3 separate regions of the Homo sapiens genome follow, and regions 2 and 3 are each linked to region 1. A link is a loop called in an ENCODE intact Hi-C map of the cell type or tissue named here. Cell type or tissue: CD4-positive, alpha-beta T cell. All regions are shown on one strand.

Region 1 (2,500 bases):
GCAAATAAAAATGTGTAGAAGAAAACACGTCGAGATGCCGAAGTACTTTCCGATGGTGGCATGATGATAAATTTTTCTCTTCTACTTTGCTCATATGTCTGTGCCAATTTTTCTACATTGAACATATATTAATTAAATAATTAAGACTGAAATGAACATTTATTGAATACATCTGCCCTTGCTAACTCCCCTTCTCTGATAATCTGACCCCACATTTCCTAGTAGAGGGAGCCTGAAGTGGAACATTTCATTTGTCCCAGCAGACTGGATCAAAGTAGACAGTTGACTCAAGCTGACCCTTTTAAATGCTCTTCTAGTAATCCAGAACTGAAACAAGGTCTTTTTAACAGTATCTGTAGGCATTTGAATTAAGAGATATGGAAGGCTGCCTATATTGTAGTCATTCTCAGCCGTGCACAGCAACAGACAGGGAAAGCAAGTCTAAAGAGATAAGAGAATAAAACTCCTGCACAAGGAGAAGCTAGAATGAGAAACTAGATTGAAAGAAGGAGAAGGGGAGAGGAAGAAGTGAAGAGGGAGAGGGGCAATGAAAGGGGGAGGGAGAAAAATATCCTGAAAACTTTCCAATTCCTAATTCCAGAACTTTGGGAGACTCAATTATATCTGCTACAGTAGAAACAACCCATAACCTTCCAATAAATCTCCCCCTCTCCCAATTTTCTTTTTTGCTTGAGATACTTCAAGAGGGCTTTTATTAGCTGCAGCAAATAATTCCCAACTAAAACAAAGAATAAAACCAATAATCACACTCAATAAAGTTTTCATAAGATAAATTCATATTTTTCTTGATTAATTAAAGTTGAAATGCTGGAAAGAGGCCAAATGGACACATTTATTTTGGTTTCTCTTTCAACTTTCCACGTGTGGTCATTAATCCCACTCTTCCACATCTTTTATGAAAGAAGAGCATTATGAATGAAGACTGAGAGGTGCCGTTCCATGACAGCAGAATTCCAACAGCATGTCTATTGTTTCCACATCTCTCTCCATGGCATTCCCAGGGGAGGTCTGGAGATTACATCTCCACCAATTCTCCCCTCAATGCACAAAAGCATTCTGAAAGTAAAACTTCAATCTGAATCATGTTTGGACAACCCAGGACTGCAATGTGTTAACTGGTTTGGATACAATCACCTGGAGACACAGGTAGGGTGATCAGACATTTTAAGAGGTCCCTGCAATTTCAGGCTCATCTTTAACTCCATTACAAAGGAATGTTAAGCAGCATTTAGAAGGTAGTTTGGCAAAGTACCTGAAAGCAACAAACAGCTTCTTTGATGTTCTTGGCATTGATGTCATCATTCTTTTGAAAGTTTTGAAGAAATATTTTTCTTATAGCAACTGTATCTAGGCTCAATATAAAGTGTTGATATGTGTTTTCTCTGGGCTAATGTTAGCCTGAGTAACTATGAACCATTTAGACAGATACTCTCTTAGAAGGTACCTCAACTTTCACTCCAGTCTATGTTTATTTTCACATCAAAGATACATCTAAGGGGAAATTGCCTAACTAGCTCTATGAAATATGAAGAAGTTTACTAAGATATTTGGTTATAATGGAAAAAAAAAAACCAAAACCTACACTCCAGGCAATTTAAGCCTTTCATGCCTGGAAATGAGAATTTGTAATGGCTGATAGAAAAGGTCCTTTGCTTTCTATAAGGCCTGAATGCAGACTTTTTTAACCAGGCATTAAAATCCCACTACTTGCCACTTATGGAAAATGTTTCTTGATTATTTAAATGACGTTAGGATGGAGGACAATAAAGCCTTTATATTGTTTGCAGTTCAACTCTTCTTTGAAGCAATGTCCTATAGCAATACAATGCCCTCACTTTGATCTGACTTGCTCAGCTCAGTAATTATATGACTGAGATGAATTCTCCACCTGACAGATTCTAATTCTTCATGTGTGGCCATATTCTTTGAAGAGAAAAAAATACCACCTCACCTATATTGAAAAATAAAACTTTTGGCAGGTCAAAATTGTGAATCAATGGTAATTCTCTTTGTCAAAGCAGTAAGCCCTCTTCATTTGATGAGAATCACTGTTTCTCAGAACACGCTTATGAATTTCTTGAAGCTTATCTTTAAACAAGAATATGTTACAGTTCCTTTCTATGAATTCATCATCTTAAAGGAGAGACAGCAGAGTACACTAACCTGGGCCTTGGGTATCTGCTAACTGACTGCCCCTGATTAGAAGGAAATATCCACCCATTCTGAATGGGCATGAGATAATCAGACACTTCAAGGACCTCATTCTGTATCATTCCTTAAAGAACACTTTACAGTGTTGCTTGAGTCTGCTTAAAATTTCAAAAGCACAGCCTTAACTCAGTGAGTCCCTAATCCTTGAAAATATTACTGCTGTTTATTTCATTTGCCTTTCAGACACAATGCAGGACAGATTTAAACAGAGAAAGCTCACCAGCTACAGCCTTGTAAATTGCTTTTAATCCAAGATGTCAGCAGGATT
Region 2 (2,500 bases), 99 kb after region 1:
GTCCTATCAGATTATGCCTTAAAAATGTGCAAAATGTTTGTTGTCAGATCTGGCTGTACATTTATTAAGCTGTATTCATAATTAACAAATTTTATTTAGTTTTTTTAGATATAAGTCAGCCGGCAAGCTGCTAGGAGCAAGCCTTTACAAAAAAAAGTAAAAGAAAAACATAGTATCCTTTCTCTTGAGGCACTTATATTCTAATGCAAGAAGTCGCAAGTCACAGAGAAATACACTTAAACACAAATGACCAAACATGAACATACTTACTAATTCAAATGCAAAATACATATATGGTGTAGAAACGGAAATGAATCTGTAACATACTTTGGAATGAGTGAATCAGTGCAGGTCAGCCATGCATGAAAATATTTAGCCTACCCAAGGATCTATTTGTTAAATGTTTTCAAAAAATTCAGTGCGGTTATTCTCAATAATATGAGTGCAAAAACACATTTTAAACAGAAATCTTTCTCCTTTCTAATCTACTGTATTAGTGAGTGCTCTCACAGGAAATAGATGGTGCACTTGACTTAGGATAATTCATGAAGGGGTTAAGGACTAATTATCCAGGTGTAAATAGGGTGTGGGGGAATCTCCAGGGATACAGCGGGAACCCAGGGCTAACTACAGAGATGCTGTCAGCATCCCTAGGCCTGAAGGACTGAGGGAGGGAGAGGTTTCTGGAACTGAGGAGAGAGAGTCCTGTGGGGCAGGCTGCCTTGAAAGGAAGCATGGGCCTTCTGACCAGCAGGGACAAAAGGGTGTAGGTGCACTTGGAGGGGCAAATGGAAGACATGTGACATGCACCACATATACTATTGCCCACCCAAGTTAATTAAATAGTCATTCAATATTTATTGAGCACCTACTACGCGCCAACCCCTGTACTATGGAAGGACGCTAAAAGAAGAGTAGGTCATTGTGTCTGCCCTCAATAATTCAGAGCCTAGCGTAGATGACAGACTTACAAACAGACTAAGTAATGTGCATTGATTCAGGCAAGTTCTGTAACAGAAATTTGCAAAAGTGTTGTGAAAACAAAGAGGGTTGAGAAAGAGCTATCCTTTGGAAAGGGACATTACTAGGGAATTGCTGACACACAGCCTTTACCAGTAAGATCAGGTTAATTGTATTCAAGATAATAAAGAGGTCACTGATTTATGGGCCTATAATTCTGATATATTTACATAGATAAAAGCATATGCATTAAGAGGTCTCACCAAAGACTCCAAGAGTTTTTGTTTTTGTTTTTTTAAACCACAATTTATATCAGAAATAGCGCATTGCAGTCACATTATGTTGAAGGAATCTGCTTAAGTTCATACAGCCACTTAGTAGCAGAGAGAGAGGACAAGGACTCAGGTTTCCTGGCTTTCTGCCAAGGTGAATCTTGAAGGTGTAACATGTTTTCGATGTAATTTTAGGTGCACCTAAATTAAATTAGTTGCCTTTCTCCTCTCATCATTGCTCTACTACATTTCATTTCTCTTTATCCTTCATTCTTATTACATTGATCGGAGGGCCTCTTGAAATTGGCATCAGTGAACTTCTTAAGAATCGAAAGCTCAGAGTCCTATATCTGTTGCTTAGCAGTAAATTTCAGTAATGTGTTTTTCACTTTACTTTGTGGTAGCCTGTACTTTCCTGGCGTAATTTCTTTTCATATAATGTGTGAATTTTACAGTATGATGTCAACATGGTGAAATGCATAACCATATGGTTGCCACATAATTGAATGCTCCAGTCTGTTAATTGTGCTTTGAGCAATTACTGTAGTGACCTAATTGTTGCCATTCCTTGTTTTGTTAGTAACAATTATTCAGTCTACTTGAATGCAGCAAACTTACCAATATATTCATTTACTCATTTCTACAAGACTGTGAGTGAACTCCCAGGGACCATCCCCGGGCCTTAACATGATGCCTGGTATATTGCAGATGCTCTATACTTGTTTAATCATCCAACATGCATTTAGCATCATGCATTTAGCATCTAATGTCTAACACATTTCAGGCACTGCACTTGGGGTACAAATATAAATATGACATAGTCACTGCCTTCAAGAGGCTCGGGCTAAGTTTAATTCAATTTTACTGTTTTTTAGGCAGACCAGTACTGTGTGGTAAAACAGCAGGCTTGTGAAGGGACACCTTCAAACATGATAATGAGAGCAGTTGTATGATTCATGTTGCTTAAACTAGAGCCTATGTAGCTCACAGGCTGAATTGACTTGGCAAGCAAAATAATTGCTCTTGCAGTAGCCCAAATGTCGCTGCTTCTGATGAGCTGCCTTCTGCTCTTCTAACTGATGGGACTGATGGCTGGAGGTTGCCTGGCCATCGGAACCCTTTTCTTTTCTTTCCTCTCAAAGGTCAAAGATGTGTCTTCCTTCATCCATCCCTACCTTCTTTGTTGCTCCTTTGGAAAGATTCCCGTCTGGCTTACAGCTAATACAGTTGAGCATTGAGGTTTGTTTCTGCACTTTGTTTTCAAACTT
Region 3 (2,500 bases), 67 kb after region 1:
CATTTTTAATATATTAGTGAAAATATGTGTAAATACATGTCAGATAAAGGACAGTGTTCCTTCTGGTTGTCAATGCAGTCATGGGACTAATGAAACAGAAAACAGGTACCACCCAAAGTTAAACTCCAGTGAGAGAATAAACAACACGCCAAAGTTCAGTAATGAAGAGCCAAATCAGAGCTGGAGACAGGGTGATAGTAGAAACCAAATAATGAATGGCAGATGCCAAGGGATATGGGTCCAGTTAAAGGCAACCCAGGAAGCAAGCAAGGGCAAAGGAGGTTGTGCATTCTTTAGGGGAGGGAGGCGTCTGTGGAAGGCCCTTGCCTGCCACCTTCTCCATTCTCAGCAGTGTCCCTCAGAAGAAGCACTGCTGGTGTCACAAGGGCTGGGATGCTAACCCCTAAATCTGACAACTTTGGTGAAATTGCTACTTTGATATCAGAGACCATGCCTTCCATGTCTTGGGTATTCCAACAATATTGTCCCACAGTGCCTTGTAGAGAGCGACACTTGGGCAAAGCCCTGATTCAACTAAAACACAAAGCACAGTATATTCTGATAAATATGGCTGGAATTTTTGGTTCTTTTGTACACTTATGTATCCAAAAAGTTTAGACCTCTGCTTATCACATAGTTGGTGCTCAATAAATATTTTTTGAATGAATACATGAATGCTTAAAACCTCATTGCAGGCCATTCTCCCTGTGGTCAGAATTGAGTAGTATTTCTAATTAACCCTCAACAAGGTAGCTTATGGCTCATCAGCAAAGCAAAAGTGGATACTAAATCTTAATGCATATGGATTCATCACTTGATGAAGTGCATCAGAGCCAGACTGGTGGTGTTCAGAGAGTCTCCTTCTCAGGTAGCTTCTTTGCTCATTTCTGAAGCAATCTAAGCCTGCTCCTTTTACAAGATTTGGGTAAGTTATAGCAGCAAGAGAACAGCTTCTTTTCTCAAATTGGTTTCTGTTCACGTCCTCTTACGCGAGAAGGAGGGCTCTGTGCCTAATGCTACATTTCAGAATTTAGAGTAAGATTCAGTGTCTGCAGCCATGCATTTTTGTCCTGAAATGTTGCCCTTGAAATCAATGACATGAAAACACAATATGAGTAGTGGAATAAATTTCATATGAAGTAGCATATGTGTTAAAGGCATTTACAATCCCAGAGAATGTGAGTTTACATTTCACTTGTCCTGCTACAATGCTCTATGAATTTACTCAGCTGGTTTTAATAATAATTTTTTAAGTGGTGGGAATATTTTTCTGTGTGTATATTATGGAATGAGAGACTCTTCCAACAAGAATTTAACACCAGCAGAACACATGTGTACAGATGGAAAAACATGAGTAGTTCTCTTTCATATGTTTTCCAGCCTCTCGATATGTAGAACACCACACACTGAATCAGAGCCAAAGTGCCTTTCAAATGGGCATGCACCCTTTTTGCCAGTTGCCATGGATGATAAGATTCTACTTCCTTCCTAATATCGTTCTCCTCCTTGCACCCCATCATGATCGTTTTTGGCATTTACAAGCCATCTCTTGCCAGGTTCTTGCCTATGCAAACATACTACTCCTCTTTCCCTTTTACAGAGGGGCTCTGGGACCCAGGGGCTGTCGGGGAGATGTGTCCCAGAGCACTTGGACACAAGACTACAGCTATCAACCACAAATATCTTGGAGGAAATGTTTCACCACCAAAGGAAGAGCCTCAAATGTAGAGTATATTTTTTCTCTTTCTACCATGACAGGAAGCAAGAAAGAAGAAAAAGCATTCTAAACAAAATGGTTTTGTAAATAAGAAACCAGAGGGAGGAGCTGATTTTCAGTGGGACAGAGTTCCATCTTTAACAGGTTCAGTTTGAGGGGCCTGGGAAGTCCTGGAGATAAAGGCCTGGAGCTCAGGGCAGAAATCGGGTCCATCCTGGAAAGACTAAGATTTTCAGAACCATCCACACAGAAATGGCAATTCTGGGGGAAGAAACGGGTAGGACACTAAGAGCTGAGACTGAGCTTTATGGGTCATCCACCTCTAGGAGGGTACAGGAAGAAGTATGAAAGGGGCAGAATAACTCGTAAGAGGAAGAGGAAGTACACAAGCTCATTGAATGCCATGCAAGCCACAGGAGACAGAATTTCAGGAAGCAAGGAAGTGGACCCTCAGCGATGGCAGAGGCCACAGGGGCGTCGAGAAGGTAAGGACAGGGACTTCTTTGTCTTCGTTTCTTCTCTCTTGTCCCCCAACATCATTATGTACTCCTCACTTTCTCCAGCTCCTGCCTCACTCCAATAACATTCTGATTAGAACTGCTTCTCCTGAAGGAGGCAAAAGATATGTACTATTGTTTTTGCTCTTTTATTTTTCAGAAGTATGGCCATTTTGTCACCTGTTTCTCTTCAGGACAAGGGGACAGCAGGAAACACTTGTGGCATATCCCCCATGTGCTAACCACTGAGTGGAGTAAAACGGTGATGAAAACATTTAAGCAGCAA

The links. Peaks named below come from ENCODE experiments on the same cell type or tissue, not always from the same donor. Only the 100,000 strongest peaks of a DNase experiment are listed, where the experiment ranks them.
Region 2: a loop joins it to region 1, with 2.5 times the contacts of the local background. A loop is called at or near these places in 6 of 110 quality-filtered maps.
Region 3: it touches region 1 in a loop (2.3-fold over the local background); 4 of 110 quality-filtered maps call a loop at or near these places.

What each region holds. Positions count from the first base shown.
Region 1 is chr11:96,104,294-96,106,793 of GRCh38, forward strand. The region is part of intron 1 of MAML2 (mastermind like transcriptional coactivator 2); the gene reads right to left. Among named protein-coding and RNA genes, the nearest start is that of MTMR2, 180 kb to the left of the region's middle. In CD4-positive, alpha-beta T cell, no CTCF peak of the experiment used is centred here; a DNase peak (open chromatin) is centred at 1,368.
Region 2 is chr11:96,203,412-96,205,911 of GRCh38, forward strand. All of the region lies in intron 1 of MAML2 (mastermind like transcriptional coactivator 2), which reads right to left. Among named protein-coding and RNA genes, the nearest start is that of MIR1260B, 140 kb to the right of the region's middle. In CD4-positive, alpha-beta T cell, no CTCF peak of the experiment used is centred here; a DNase peak (open chromatin) is centred at 1,380; H3K4me3 peaks cover 281 bases; H3K27ac peaks cover 2,121 bases.
Region 3 is chr11:96,171,523-96,174,022 of GRCh38, forward strand. The region is part of intron 1 of MAML2 (mastermind like transcriptional coactivator 2); the gene reads right to left. Among named protein-coding and RNA genes, the nearest start is that of MIR1260B, 170 kb to the right of the region's middle. In CD4-positive, alpha-beta T cell, no CTCF peak of the experiment used is centred here; no DNase peak of the experiment used is centred here.